Regions from separate parts of the Homo sapiens genome. Here all the other regions are linked to region 3. Evidence: read pairs that join two places in POLR2A ChIA-PET (ENCODE). Cell type or tissue: Panc1. All regions are shown on one strand. Each heading gives the region's core, and the rest is flanking DNA. Links, peaks and the distances in the headings are about the cores only.

Region 1 (5,107 bases), core at 577-4,576, 70 kb before region 3:
GATGGAGTCTCGCTCTGAGTGCAGTGGCGTGATCTCGGCTCACTGCAAGCTCTGCCTCCTGGATGCCATTCTCCTGCCTCAGCCTTCCGAGTAGCTGGGACTACAGGCGTCCACCACCATGCCCTGCTAATTTTTTATATTTTTTAGTAGAGACGGGGTTTCACCATGTTAGCCAGGATGGTCTCAATCTCCTGACCTCGTGATCTGCCGGTCTCGGCCTCCCAAAGTGCTGGGATTACAGGCGTGAGCCACTGCGCCCGGCCAAAGCTTTAACTGTTATAAAACTCATAAACATTTTTTACACTACATTATCAAAAAATTATATTTTTTGATAATTCATTTTCCCATGGTATTGAATCTGAGAAACACGCTGCAGTGATATTGCAATGCAGGGTTTTACAAACTACAGCCTGTGGGACAAAGCCAGCCCACCACCTGTTTTGTAGGCGGTGGGTGAGCTAAGGATGGGTTTTATATTTTTAGATGATTACATTTTAAGTGGTTATATATGTATCTACAGAATATCTTTGAGTTTGCCTTTTGGCCTGCAAAGCACAAAATATTTACCAGTTAGACCTATCTCACTGCTGCATACTTTTCAAATAAGTTATTATTTGAGACAAGAAAGAGTTTACCAACCTCTGCTGTATTGCAGAGACTGTTCAATGTATATTTTCAAACTAATCTTAGTAACTTTTTATTTTCAATTTTCTTTTTGTGAAGGGTTAATGCTATCTGTCCTAACCACATTCATAGGTATGAATGCATTTTATAATCACATTCTGAATTACTCAATTTAATATGTATATTTAAACATTTGAATTTTTTATTTAAACTCTTTCAATTACACCATTAACTACTCCTGTTTTACTAGACTACTCATTCTATCAATTAACAATGGACTTATTAGGATCTATTTTATATATGAGCAGACATTATAATTAAGAGCTATTAAATTATTATCTCCATCTACATATCATCTCGATTGTCACAAGAAGCATTTTAAGTCAAATTATTTATTCTTCTTCGTCAGGAAAATGTGAAGTAGATGAAAGAAAGCCAAGAAAAACAGTTCAGACTACCACTCAGCAGCAAACAAAAGCTTCCAATAAAAATGTTTTAAAAATCCAACAACAGATTATTACAGTATAATTTACTATCTTGAATTAAATATTATAATCCTTACTTCCCATTAAATAATAAAAGAACTTTAAAATGTACAGAATTTAGAGAAAACTCTTTTTGATATTACCAAGTAGGATATTACCTCTATAAAAAATGACTTGAGTTCAGGAAGGTGTTGAAACAGGTTTAGGGTTGAAGTGTCTATTTTGGTTGGCTTCTGCACTGCTTCTTCTGCTGATAATCTTGGAGGGTGTGGTTCCTTCAAAATAATTTTAAGGAAAAACAATTCCATATCTATGTTATTAATCTCTCACTATGTTCCTTCATATACACTAGGCTCTAGCTACAATGAATTACATACCATGCATTGTTGACAATTATAGGTGTTGGCTCAGACTATTCTCTTAGCAGAGATACTACTTTTTTCATTTCTTTGGAAACCCCACTTCTACTTTAAAGTTTTTCTTACTGATATCTCTCCTAAATTTTCAAGTCAGAATGTATTATTCTCTTTTATTATTTTTCCTTGGCAAATAATTTATATTTTAATTATAATTTATTTCTTTCTATATTGGATTACATATAGTTGTTTATGGTCTGTCTTCCCCAGCTAGGTTATAAGTGCCTTAAAGCTAGAGAAGCCTTATTCATTTTTGGATTTCCATACTAGACTAGTATCTTACACGTTAGATGCTTGGTAAAATTAAATGTAGTATTCAAAATTCAGAATGTATAATTTGGATGAATCTTTAATTCCTTGACAAGATCAAAATGTCAACACTGGCTGGGCGTGCTGGCTCACACCTGAAATCCTAGCACTTCGGGAGGCTGAGGTGGGCGGATCACTTGAGGTCAGAAGTTCAAGACCATACTGGCTAACATGGTGAAACCCTGTATCTACTAAAAATACAAAAATTGGTCAGGCGTAGTGGTGTGCACCTATAGTCCCAGCTACTTGAGAGGCTGAGGTAGGAGAATCGCTTGAACCCACAAGATGGAAGTTGCAGTGAGCCAAGATCGTGCCACTGCACTCCAGCCTGGGTGACAGAGTAAGACTCCATCTCAAAAAAAAAAAAAAAAAAAAAAAAAAGAAAGAAAGAAAAAAAGTCAATACTGTCAGAATCAAATTATAGGTACTGCTGCATACTTTTCAAGTAAATTTTGTTCTTCCTCAACTTTCATGTCAGAAACACAGAACAGTATCATCTATAAATATGAAATAAATGGCAAGTAAAATGAACATTTCAAAGGCACAGTTAAAAGGCAAAACAGAATTCTATCTAAAGTAAATTCTTACATCTCTACAAAAAAATATTGATTATAGGCAATAGATGTGAAAGCTGTAAGTACTAAAATATTTAGCTTTTAGATCGGGTGCGGTGGCTCACACCTGTAATCCCAGCATTTTGGGAGGCTGAGGCAGGCAGATCACCTGAGGTCAGGAGTTCAAGACCAGCCTGCCCAACATGGCAAAACCCCGTCTCTACTAAAAATACAAAAAATTAGCCAGGTGTGGTGGCGGGCCTCTGTAATCCCAGCTACTTGGGAGGCTGAGGCAGGAGAATCGCTTGAACCCAGGAGGCAGAGGTTGGAGTAACCCGAGATTGTGCCATTGTACTCCAGACTGGGCAACAAGGGCAAAACTCCCTCTCAAAAAAAAAAAAAAAATTATCTTTTAATAAATATTATTCACTTTATTTCAAATCAAAGGCTGATTTTTGTATCATTTTCATCACAATAAAAACTAATTAGCACCACTTGTAAAACAAAAAGAAAGGTAAAGCAGGTGTGAAAATATGATAGCATCTATTTCAAAGCCCTGTGAAGCATTCTGTTTTAGTCTGTTACTTTCGCCTTCTGACTGTACCAGAAGGTAAGGGATAAAGCATTGACTTCACATATGACTATTCTGTAAAAACCAATGTTGGAGGTTCCGAGCAAACTGTTGCTAAGGAACAGTAAAAATTACAAAGCTTAGCCCAATTACTGTATTGACAGAAGTACATCTATAAGTTAGAGCTTAGATACACTACTGTTGTAATAGCTGTGGCGATTTCAATTCAATACTGTATTCAAGAGTGATACAAAGATGATTAAGAGAAAGTTGCTGCCTTTAATGTATTTATAATGTACTGAGGTAAATGGATAAATATATAGCCTAAGGCAGAAAGTGTCCTAATTAGGTAGCAAATAAAGGCCCATAAGAACATGTTAAGAGATCTAGTTTAACGGGGGCTTACAACTACTCATTCAGAGGAAACATGGCATGCTAGAAAGGCTTTGGAGTTAGATGGTCAGGCATATAATCCTAGTCACTTTCTTGTTGTGTAAACATAGAAAAAGTATTTAATTTCTCAAAGGCATTATAGGCTAGGTATTACCTTCTGTGAGGCTTGGCTTTAACTCCTAAAAAATGAGGATAGCTGAATTTTTACTATGAAGATTAGGTAAAGTACCTAACAAACACAGTGATTGCTTAAGAACATATCTAGTTAATAAATGATATATTTTTTTGTACATTCTACATCACTAAATTCATATACTGAAAAAGATCAAGACATCTTTGAAAACTACCATTAGATTAATTTCCATTAATCTAAACCTGTGTGTCATCAGGAAGATAATGATTTAATTTCAGATACCAGTATAGGGAAAGAAATATATGTAGTAATATTTAATAATTTGATTCTACATTTTAAATATTCTATAATTTGATTCTTTTTTTTTTTTTTTTCAGTTGTCAAATGATCCTTTATTGAAATATTTTCCTTTGTGCTTAACTGGCTGGGCATTCCACAGCACCACTGTTGATGTCATCGATGATGTCATGAGGATGGCGGCCATCAACATTACAGCCCACAGACTGGGCAGTCCCCAGGATCTCTTTAATGGTTCCAGAGAGTTCTCTGGCTAAGGATCGGTGCCGCATCTGTCGAACAATGTTGACGATCTCATCAAAAGTGATATTCCCACTGTGTTTAATGTTTTTCTGTTTCTTTCTGTCTCTTGGTGGTTCCTTGAGGGCTTTGATGATCAGGGCAGAGGCAGAAGGCACCACCTCAATCTGGGCCTGTCTGTTCTGAATGGTCAGTTTCACTGTAATCCTCAGGCCCTTCCAGTCACCCGTTGCCTTGGCAATGTCATCACCAACCTTTTTTGGAGACAGACCCAGGGGGCCGATCTTGGGGGCCAGGGCAGAAGTGGCACCGACTTCACCTCCGGTGCACCTCAGGTATACGACTTTGATCTCGTTGGGGTCGAACTTCGGCGGCATGGTGGAGGCGGCTGGTGTTGGATGAACCCGGATTCGGGACGACCGAAGAAAGTTGCACCTTGGCCTCCTCCGAGCCGAAAGCCGAGAGCAATTTGATTCTTAAGACTGGGTTTGGGCTCTGGAAAGCAAGTGCCTTTTTGGGCAGATGTTAGCTATTAGAAGTTTTACATGTGGAATGAGTCCCAGCATGAGGACAGTTTTAATGGCATACCCTAATAGGTACTCAGTTTTTCCTCTTGGAAATAATATAAGACTTTCTGAGCAAACAGAAATCTTTCTGTGACTGAGAGTAACTGGCTATATACATGGATCTTGACTGCAATATTTTGTTATGTACTTAAATCTACTTCTTAAGTTGACTTAAATCTACTTCTTAAGTTGTTGACTTACCTTTAATAATTGACAGGGTGTTTGCCCAAAATTATTAATCATCCCTTCTAAGGCTTTTCTTTCTTTCTCATCTGTTAAGGCATCCAGATCCACAGCTCCTAAAACCAGAAGAAGTCAACTTACTATAGAGTGAAAACAAATCAGCAAGCCACATCACTGATTAATGTATCAGGCTCATTGGTGTGTGTGTGTGTGTGTGTGTGTGTGTGTGTGTGTGTGTGTGTGTGTGTACACACATCTTTTTTTTTTTTTTTGAGACAGAGTCTTGCTCTGTTGCCCAGGCTGGAGTGCAGTGGTATGATCTCGACTCACTGCAAC
Region 2 (5,107 bases), core at 577-4,576, 170 kb after region 3:
AGCCAAGGAAAGAGGAAAAGAGCAAGAGGATAAAAAAAAAAAGTAATGAGTCACATGGCTAATAAAAATATTGATAAAGATATAAATGGCTGGGCGAAGTGGCTCACGTGCATAATCCCAGCACTTTGGGAGGCGGAGGCAGGTGGATCACCCAAGGTCAGGAGTTCAAGACCAGTCTGGCCAACATGGTGAAGCCTCGTCTCTACTAAAAATATAAAAATTAGGCATGGTTGCAGGCGCCTGTAATCCCTGCTACTCAGGAGGCTGAGGCAGGAGAATTGCTTGAACCTGGGAGTCAGAGGTTGCAGTAAGCCGAGATCATGCCACCAATGTACTCCAGCCTGGGGGATAGAGCGAGACTCTGCCTCCAAAAAAAAAGATATAAATAAAAACTTCTGAAGCTATTAACATTATATTCTTGCTATTGTTGCTGTTATTATTACTGTTATCATTAATAATAATTTATTTTATGCTCATTGGTCATTTGGGAGGAAGCAGGAGTCAATCAGCTTCATAGAATTCTTAAATGAAATAGCTAACCTAGACAGGAGTTGAAAAATGAACTTTGAATTTATTTGGGCAAAGAGCTGTTTTCTAATTATTTAATTCATAATCTTTTACCTAAAGAAATCAACTTTAGCACTGACTTTCATAAGGTGATTTTTCTAAAATATTTATGTTTTTAAAACACTCTCAAATCCCCTATATCCCGTTGTTACTCACCCCGAGGACTATTCACATCCACAAGTTGCCCCTGAGGTATAATCACTTGTGCCATTCCTGTCTGGGTAGGTGGAATTACACGAAGTACCTGTCCATTTTCTGTTGGGCTGGCAACGATCATCTTGGAAGCATTAAAAAAAAAAAATCAAATGCATATGCCTAGACTGATTTAACAAAAATTATTAATTAAATAAATTATTAAACACATACCTAGCTCTATGATGGATTCTATGATTTCCCCCATTTTATAGATGAAAACATTGAGGCACATAAACATTTTTTTCCAAGGTCTCACAACTTATAAGTGGTGAAGCCAGGATTAAAAACAGGCAATTTGACCCTAATCCTAGGGTCTTAACCACCAATGGTCTTAATCATTACACATGGATGAAGTCTAATTACTTGGTAATCTGAACAAGTCTGTCTGGATGTAATACATTTACCTTTTGCCACTTACTGTATTATTCATACATGTTTCACCTATTTGTGTGGCAACCATTTGTCTTATATTTAAAGTCATCTTCCTTCGTTTAAAAATGGTAACATGTTGGTCAGGCATGGTGGCTCATACCTGTAATCCTAGCACTTTGGGAGGCCAAGGAAGGCAGATCACGAGGTCAGGAGTTCGAGACCAGCCTGATCAACATGGTGAAACCCTGTCTCCACTAAAAATACAAAAATTAGCTGGACATGGTGGCACGCGCCTGTAATCCCAGGTACTCAGGAGGCTGAGGCAGGAGAATCACTTGAATCTGGGAGGCAGAGGTTGCAGTGAGCCGAGATCGCGCCACTATACTCCAGCCTGGGCGACAGAGCGAGACTCTGTCTCAAAAAAAAAAAAAAGGTAACTTGATAAATGTCTAATTAAATAGGATTTATTTTGGTATCTCAGCATTTATATATAGTCTCTATGGTTCATAAAGAACGGTACTACAAAGTGCCTCAAAAGTCTGAAAACACAGGGAAAATAGTATATTTATTGTACTTTTTTTCAGTTTAACAACTAAACCTACTCTATCAAATTTAGAGCAATATCAACTAAAAAGACATATGAAGTTGAAGAAAAACTTTTGGACCTATCATTTGGAAGTATAGCTAATACAGTATTTGAATTTAAGTCTATCTGATGCTTCCAGACTTCCAAAAAGTCTGGAAGCATCAGACTTCCATCAGCACCACATAAATTTTATTACTTAACATACTACTCTCCTATTACCTCTTTAGTGCAGGTAACAATCCTTAATCATTCCAACCCACGTTCCCAGACTCCTCTTTTGCTAGGTAAAACATGAAAATATTGCTGATGCTTGACAGGGACTGTATTCCAACTTTTAAGGGAGTTACTTGAGGCCAGATACAGTGGCTCATGCCTGTAATCCCAGTACTTTGGGAGGCCAAGGTGAGAGGATCACTTGAACCCAGGAGTTTGAGCTTGGGCTACCTGTCTCTACAAAAAATTTTAAAAATTAGCTGAGTGTGATGGCATGTGCCTGTAGTACCAGCTACTCTGGGGGTTCAGGTGGGAGGATCACTTGAGGCTGGGAGGTCAAGGCTGCAGTGAGCCGTGATCATGCTGCTGTACTCCAGCCTGGGTGACAGAGCAAAACCTTGTCTCAAAAAAAAAGGGCCATTTGAAAAAATGCAAATATAAATTTGAAAAAAATTTTTTAAAAAATTTAATGTTAGGGGAAAAACTTCAACAAACTAGAATGCTTTAAATATTAATATAATCATAGATAGTTCCCAAAATTAAGAATGGGAATTGTTTCCTTCCTTCCCCAATGTTCAACAAGTTTCTTGAGATAAAAATGTCCTGCCATAACTCTTATCACTTTAGCATGAAACAGCAACTGCAAACTGATGACAACTGCTTACACGTGCTCAGTTCATAGGAAGTGGCAGCACTTCAGATGTATTACCTCATTTAATCCTCATCACGTGTATCTCAAGTATATACATTTTATAAATGAGGAAACTGTCACACAGAGGTTACAAAACTCATAGAAGGTTACACAGAGCTATTTAGTGGTAGGCTATAATTGAAACTCAAGCAATCTGACTCCTTCAAACTACCACTCTGTACTAGCTCCCAATATTTGACAATGTTACTTAACCTAAGAAAAGACAAAAGCAAAACAATATAAAAAACCCTGCTGGACATTAAAAGGCAACAGTAATAATATTGTTTTAAATTCTTTACCCCTTATAATAAGATTAAATATCTGTGAAAAAAATATGTATATACAAATTTTCTAACTTTTAGGAATGGGGGTATGAAAAGTGTTCTATTCATTCTTAGAAAATAAGTGCTGTGGTTATTTTTAAATCAAAATTAAACACAAATAAGTTTTTATAAGTTATTCAATCATATACAAGTTTCATAATTAAGACTGATCTGTGGAATATCCTCTTAATTTTGAAACTATGTTTCCCAAGCATAGTAGATAAAAGTCTCATTTATTTTCTCCCTTCTTAGCTAAGTCCCCCTGGTACCTAAAAAACTATTTACAATTCATATAATCTGACAATGACAATGTTAATATTACTTTTCCTATTTAAAGAAAACCCAGCTAATTACCTAAAATCTTTGCTATGAAAGCAAACATGGTTTTGAAGAGTCATGTGCTACAACACATTCTATTTCAGGCAGACCATGAAAATTATCAGAAAACTTTAGCTGAGTGGTCTTTTACCTACTAGGCCCTTTGTGTACAATATTTCTAATAAATTCAAAAGACCAATTCAGCTTCACTCCAAAACATCTTCATCCATTGCAGATTCACCCACTACAGAATCTTTACTAATAACTTTTATATAAAAAGTCATATTGGGCCAGGCACGATGGCTCACGCCTGTAATCCCAGCACTTTGGGAGGCCAAGGTGGGTGGATCACCTGAGGTCAGGAGTTTGAGACTAGCCTAGCCAACATGATGAAACCCGTCTCTACTAAAAATACTAAAATTACCTGGGCTTGGTGGCAGGCACCTGCAATCCCAGCTACTCGGGAGGCTGAGGCAGGAAAATCGCTTGAACCCAGGAGGTGGGGGTTGCAGTGAGCTGAGATCACGCAACTGCACTCCAGCCTGGGCAACAGAGTGAGGCTTTGTCTCAAAATAATAATAATAATAATAATAATAATAATAATAATAATAATAATAATAAATAAATAACAAAAAGTCATATTGAAAAAAAGGAAGGTATATTTCTTTAAAAAGCTCCATTTGGCTGATGGCAGTGGCACACCCCTGTAGTTCTAGCTACTCTGGAGGCTATGATCATGCCACTGCAGTTAAGCCTAGGTGACAGAGTGAGACATATCTCTTTTTTTTTTTTTTTGAGATGGAGTCTTGCTCTGTTGCCCAGGCTGGAGTGCATGGAGTGCAGTGGCACGACCTTGGCTCACCACAACCTCTGCCTCCTGGGTTCAAGTGATTCTCCTGCCTCAGCCTCCTGAGTAGATGGCATTACAGGTATGCACCACCATGCCTGGCTAATTTTCATATTTTTAGTAGAAATGGGGTTTTACTATGTTGACCAGTCTAGTCTCGGACTCCTGACCTCGTGATCTGCCCACCTCAGCCTCCCAAAGTGCTGGGATTACAGGCGTAAGCCACCAGGCCCAGCTGAGACATTTCTCTTAAAAAATAAATTATTTAATTAAAATAAATTAAGAAAAACAAGATGCTTAGCTAACAAACCCACAGCCAACATCATAGTAAATAGGCAAAAGCCAGAAGCATTCTCCTTGAAAACCAGCACAAGAAAAGGATGCCCTCTCTCACCACTCCTATTCAACATAGTATTGGAAGTCCCGGCCAAAGCAATCAGGCAAGAGAAAGAAATAAAGGGCATCCAGATAGGAAGAGAGGAAGTTGGACTATCCTTGTTTGCAGACGACATGATCCTACATTTAGAAAACCCCATATTCTCCGTCCAAAAGCTCTTCCAGAAGATAAACAACTTCAGCAAAGTTTCAGTATACAAAATCAATGTTTAAAAATCACTAGCATTCCAATATACCAACAACAACCAAGACAAGGGCCAAACTAGGAAGGCAATCCTATTCACAATTGCCAGAAAAAGAATAAAATACCTAGGATTACAAGAAGGTGAAAGATCTCTACCATAAGAATTACAAAAGACTGCTCAAATAAATCAGAGAAGATACGAACAAATGGAAAAAAAAATCCATGCTCATGGACAGAAAGAATCAATATCATTAAAATGGCCACACTGCGCAAAGCAATTCACAGATTCAATGCTATTCCTATCAAACTGCCAATGGCATTCTTCACAGAACCAGAAAAAAACTATTTTAAAACTCATATAGAACCAAAAAAAGGCCAAATAGCCAAGGCAATCCTAAGCAAAAAGTAGAAAGCT
Region 3 (5,107 bases), core at 794-4,793:
GAGTATAAACTAAGGATACTGGAGATTAATCTGTCGTTTTTTGATGAAAGTATTATAAACTTTCTGAATGATATTAGTAAAAGTAGAAACAACTGCTACAGCTACAAATGGTTAAGTTTCTTCCTAATGACAGTAAAACATTTTCATTTATTTCTCAATTAATTCTCAAATTTCTCAATGACTATTTTGTGTTAATTTCATCTTAATACCTGAGGCCTTTGTGGAAGTCCATACGAGCCAATCTCCTTCAACAGGTGTTACTGATTCAGGAACTGTGCTTTCATTCTTTTCTTCAGGAATCTGTCCTTCACTAAAGTGGCTGATTTGTTCCAATAAAGGAAAGAGTACATTTAACCCACCTATGCAGTTTATGATATCCTAAAGGGAAAATTATAATGTTTAAATCTTATAAAAGGAGGACAATTTTGTCATTTAATATCTTCACATGTATGAAGTTATAATCTGCTAGATAAACCTTTGAGCAATGTACAGGATAACCTAAGCTGAAGGAATTTTTGTGTAGGAAGATGCTTTACAGGGCAGCCTCAAGGGTCACCATAATCAAAACTCAAGAGAGATCAGGCCAGACCATTTTTACTCCATCTTCATTTTCCAAATTTTAGGGATTTCGAACATAGGCAAATGAAACATAGCCCCATAAGTGGACTTTATAATGTAACTCCAACAATGGAAAAACAACTGTCACTAGGCAATTAGGCATAATAAACAAGAGAATAAACAATGAAAAAAAATGCATTTGGTGGTAGAAATATGACTGACTCCTCGACTTTTAGTTAACAAAAAGGTAGAGAGGGTATTTCAGGCAAAGTTCAAAGTTTTGGATATTTTGGGTAGCTTAATAAAATATTTTCTATATCTTTTGATAAGTTACTAATATCACTGGCTTCAGTTTCTTCATCTGTAAAATGAGGATAATAGTAACACCCACTTCATAAAGTATTGCAAGGATTAAGTAAGCTAATATATAAAAAGTGCAGTCTCTGACATACAGTCGATACCATACAAGGTTTGCTCTTATTATTAATTATTAAAGTGTTCTGAATTGCCACGTGGACATAACTTAAGTCTTCAAACAACCTCTTCACATTCTTTGCTTGTTTTCTTAGAAATAAATTTTATTGTGTATATTTGAGGTTTACAAAATAATGTTGTAGGATACACATAGATAATAAAATGGTTACTATAGTGAAGCAGATTAACATTTCTATCATTTCACATAGTTACTTTGTGACAAGAGCAGCTAAAATCTACTTATTTAACAAAACTCCCTAATAAAATGTAATTTTATTAACTATAGTCCTCATGTTTTACATTAGATCTCTGGACTTGTTCATCCTACATATCTGCTACTTTGTTGGGTTTTTCTTGTTTGTTTTTGAGACAGGGTTTCGCTCTGTCACTCAGCTGGAGTGCACTGGCCTGATCACGGCTCACTGCAGTCTCGACCTTCCAGGCTCAAGTGATCCTCTCACCTCAGCCTCCCAAGTAGCTGAGACTACAGGCATGTGCCACCACACTCAGCTAACGTGTGTATTTTTTGTACAAAGTTTTGCCATGTTGCCCAGGCTGGTCTCAAACTCTTGAGCTCAAGCAATTTGCCCGCCATGGCCTCCCAAAGTACTGGGATTACAGGTGTGAACCACTGTGCCTGGCCTCATATCTTCTACTTTGTTTTGACTGTTTGTCATACCAGTTTTGAAGAGCTCTTTGTGTAAATAAGTAAATTAACTTTTTGGAAGGCAAATATTATTTTACCAGTTGTCATTTAACTTTTTTGGTCTTTGATTTGGCTACAGTATAAAAATACGCCTTTCTCTTGATAATCTGTTGCTTTTTGATTTCCACATTAGCCAAAAGTCTAACTAGTTAATAATCCACATAGCTGTAACTCAGGCCACAAAAAAACGGCTTTGATTTTCAGGTATGTATGGTACATATAAACAGATTTCTATATATAAAATACCACATGGAATCAGCTTTGTAAAACCAGTCTTACAAGTAAAGCAAAAGTTAACTTATGAAGTGTCATTCATGTCATAAATCCTACTATGGTAACAGATAAAAAAAAGTGTTCTGGCCGGGCATGGTGGCTCACGCCTGTAATCCCAGCACTTTGAGAGGCCAAGGTGGGCGGATCAACTGAGGTCAGGAGTCCGAGACCAGTCTGTCCAACATGGTGAGACCCTGTCTCTACTAAAAAATACAAAAATCAGCTGGGTGTGGTGGCAGGTGCCTATAATCCCAGCTACTTGGAAGGCTGAGGCAGGAGAATCGCTTGAACCTGGGAGGCAGAGGTTGTAGTGAGCCGAGATCCACTGCACTCCAGCCAGGGCGACAGCAAAACTCTGCCTCAAAAAAAAAAAAAAGAAAAAAGAAAAGAAAAGAAAAAGAACAAGTGTTCTTATACCAAAATTAAGGAGAAAAATCCTTTATATATCATGAATAACATGAAATTAACACTAATTGATAGATTAATTTCTACATAGGCAAAATTATCTTAATGATTTCTTTTCACTGAAATAATAAACGTATTTGGTTGGTGTTAACTGATTAGAAAAGTTTTTTTTTTTTTCCTGATTTACCAGCAAGTCTTCTTATAATTATCTTTTATTTCCCTGATTTACCGGCAAGCCCTCTTATAATTATCTTTTATATTTCTTTTATTTAACTTAGGTTATAACTTCTATTTAAAATATCATTTAAGGAAACACTATATTTAAGAATTAAGCCTTTCTCACCCTAAACAACCTTTACTAATTTAATCACTCAGTCAACACTTATTTGTTGCATAACCCTGTACCAGGAACTGATTAAAAAAAAGAAAAAAGCAGTGACCCTTCCTTCAAAGTTCTTTTGGACTACTAGAGCATTAACCAAGCAGTTACTATTTGCCATGGTAAGTGAAATAATAAAGTGCTAGGGATACCCATAAGAGCAGTTTGGTCTTGGAAAGTAAGTAGAAGCCTCTAGATGGAAGCAAAGTTCCAGCTGTGACATAAATATGAGGCCAATGAAAAAGGAAAATAAGATTTGAGAACCCATACAGACATGGCAAAAACATTCAAACTCCACACAGACAGTTGCCCCTGCCAGGAATCAATTTTTTTCTCACTGACTTTATAATGAACGACATTATCCAAAGACCTGCTGTAGCTTACAAAGGTAACTATACTTCAAACCAAAGTCATTCAACTATGTTAGTCATTTAACTTTGCATTTGTTTACCCTTCAAATTGTATGTTTGCATAACCCTTTAACTGAGACCTATTATTTAGATCAATCTGGCAGTGCTTTAAAAACAAAATCCTTAATAAGAGTATCAGTAAATTATGTAAGATGTTGCCCAACATTTACTATTAATTTACCTTAATGTCCCAGTTCACTACTTTGTTTCCTGTTAATCTTCCATGCAAACAATTAGTAGATAAATCAAGACAGATTGAATTTTTGCAGGCCTAAGAATAAAAGAAAAATATGGCAAACAACCAATTAGAACAAAACATAAATTTAACCACATATAGAACATTTCACCATAATACAAAAAGGAATATAGGATAGTCAAAGATAAGATGCCCATAATATGAATTTTAGTATTGCTGTTCTGTTTTAAAAGAAAGAATCAGGGCCGGGCGTGGTGGCTCATGCCTGTAATCCCAGCACTTTGGGAGGCCGAGGCAGGTGGATCACCTGAGGTTAGGAGTTCGAAACCAGCCTGGCCAACATGGTAAAACCCCATCTCTACTAAAAATATAAAAACTAGCCGGGTGTGGTGGTGGGCACCTGTAATCCCAGCTACTCGGGAGGCTGAGGGAGGAGAATTGCTTGAACCCAGGAGACGGAGGTTGCAGTGAGCCGACACGGTGCCAATGCACTCCAGCCTCAGTGACAGAGTGAGACTCTGTCTCAAAAAATAAATAAAAATAAAAAAGAAAGAATCAGGAATTAGATTCTAAAGCACCCACTTAGAAAAGTAGGTCACTGCTACTTGTCATCTGACAGATGAGCTATAGGCAGAACTTGTTCGCCAGCCACAGTGATGTTTTTTTTTTTTTTTTGGAGACAGAGTCTCACTCTTGTCACCCAGGCTAGAGTGCAGTGGTGTGATCTTGGCTCACTGCAACCTCTGCCTCCCAGATTCGAGCAATTCTCCTGCCTCAGCCTCCCAAGTAGCTGAGATTACAGTGGTGCGCCACCACATCTGGCTTAATTTGTATTTTTAGTAGAGATGGGGTTTCACCATGTTGGCCAGGCTGGTCTCGAACTCCTGACCTCAAGGGATCCACCCACCTCGGCCTCCCAAAGTGCTGGGATTACAGGCATGAGCCACTGCACCCGGCCTCGCCAGTCATAGTTTTTAAATTTTTCTCTTTTAAACAAATACATGAAAACAGATTTTTTGCTTTAAAAAAATTCAATGTTTTATTTCCATTAGCACTTCCCTAGGCACAATTTCAAGATACACATAAAACGTGTGATTAAAATGAGAGATAAACCATAGAACAAAAAAAAAATCATAATATAAAAATACAATTACAGGCATAAGATACTATTTTCCCTCATGTTGTTGCCAGACAATTCTGGCTGCATTCAGAGTAAGAGCTTAGTCTGTAACTTTAGAAACAGTGTTATTTGCTAACCTCCATTCGTAAAGGCATGTTAACTTCATATTCAATCCGAATTTTCAGGTAATGCAGCATCCTTGAATCTAATCTAATCCCCATTCCAAAAGAAAGTAAACCTACAAATTTTAGCGCACATGATGTAGTTACTGCTTTCCTCTTAAACAATTGAGAAAAATTGCTTTAATCAAACAAATACTTAAACGTTATCCGTCTCCGAGACAGACACGTCTTTCTCTAGTTACTACTTTAGTCTGTAACTAAAAACTGTGTATCTATGACCTGTTTTAACAGAATAATCTCCTAATGGTATGACACTCTCTAGAATCCATTCCTCCAATCCAACTTTCACACTGCAGCTTAAGACCATTTCTAAAATGCGAATCCGATAATATTACTCTTCTGCTAAAAATTCTATCCATTGCCTATTATCTACTCTGACATAGGAGGTTTGCTCTAATGTGACC

Evidence for each region. Peaks named below come from ENCODE experiments on the same cell type or tissue, not always from the same donor. Only the 100,000 strongest peaks of a DNase experiment are listed, where the experiment ranks them.
Region 1: POLR2A ChIA-PET joins it to region 3 with 5 read pairs; 2 of 35 experiments call an interaction of 5 or more read pairs at or near these places.
Region 2: POLR2A ChIA-PET joins it to region 3 with 5 read pairs; 2 of 35 experiments call an interaction of 5 or more read pairs at or near these places.

What each region holds. Positions count from the first base shown.
Region 1 is chr2:203,190,072-203,195,178 of GRCh38, reverse strand. It overlaps NBEAL1 (neurobeachin like 1), which reads right to left. Exons shown (of 56, transcript NM_001378026.1): 46 at 4,790-4,887; 47 at 1,268-1,384. It also overlaps the pseudogene RPL12P16. Among named protein-coding and RNA genes, the nearest start is that of CYP20A1, 46 kb to the left of the region's middle. In Panc1, for the core only: no CTCF peak of the experiment used is centred there; no DNase peak of the experiment used is centred there.
Region 2 is chr2:202,948,296-202,953,402 of GRCh38, reverse strand. It overlaps CARF (calcium responsive transcription factor), which reads right to left. Exons shown (of 17, transcript NM_024744.17): 6 at 724-844. Among named protein-coding and RNA genes, the nearest start is that of CARF, 39 kb to the right of the region's middle. In Panc1, for the core only: no CTCF peak of the experiment used is centred there; no DNase peak of the experiment used is centred there.
Region 3 is chr2:203,120,623-203,125,729 of GRCh38, reverse strand. NBEAL1 (neurobeachin like 1) reads right to left here. Exons shown (of 56, transcript NM_001378026.1): 19 at 3,387-3,476; 20 at 210-378. Among named protein-coding and RNA genes, the nearest start is that of NBEAL1, 110 kb to the right of the region's middle. In Panc1, for the core only: no CTCF peak of the experiment used is centred there; a DNase peak (open chromatin) is centred at 3,018.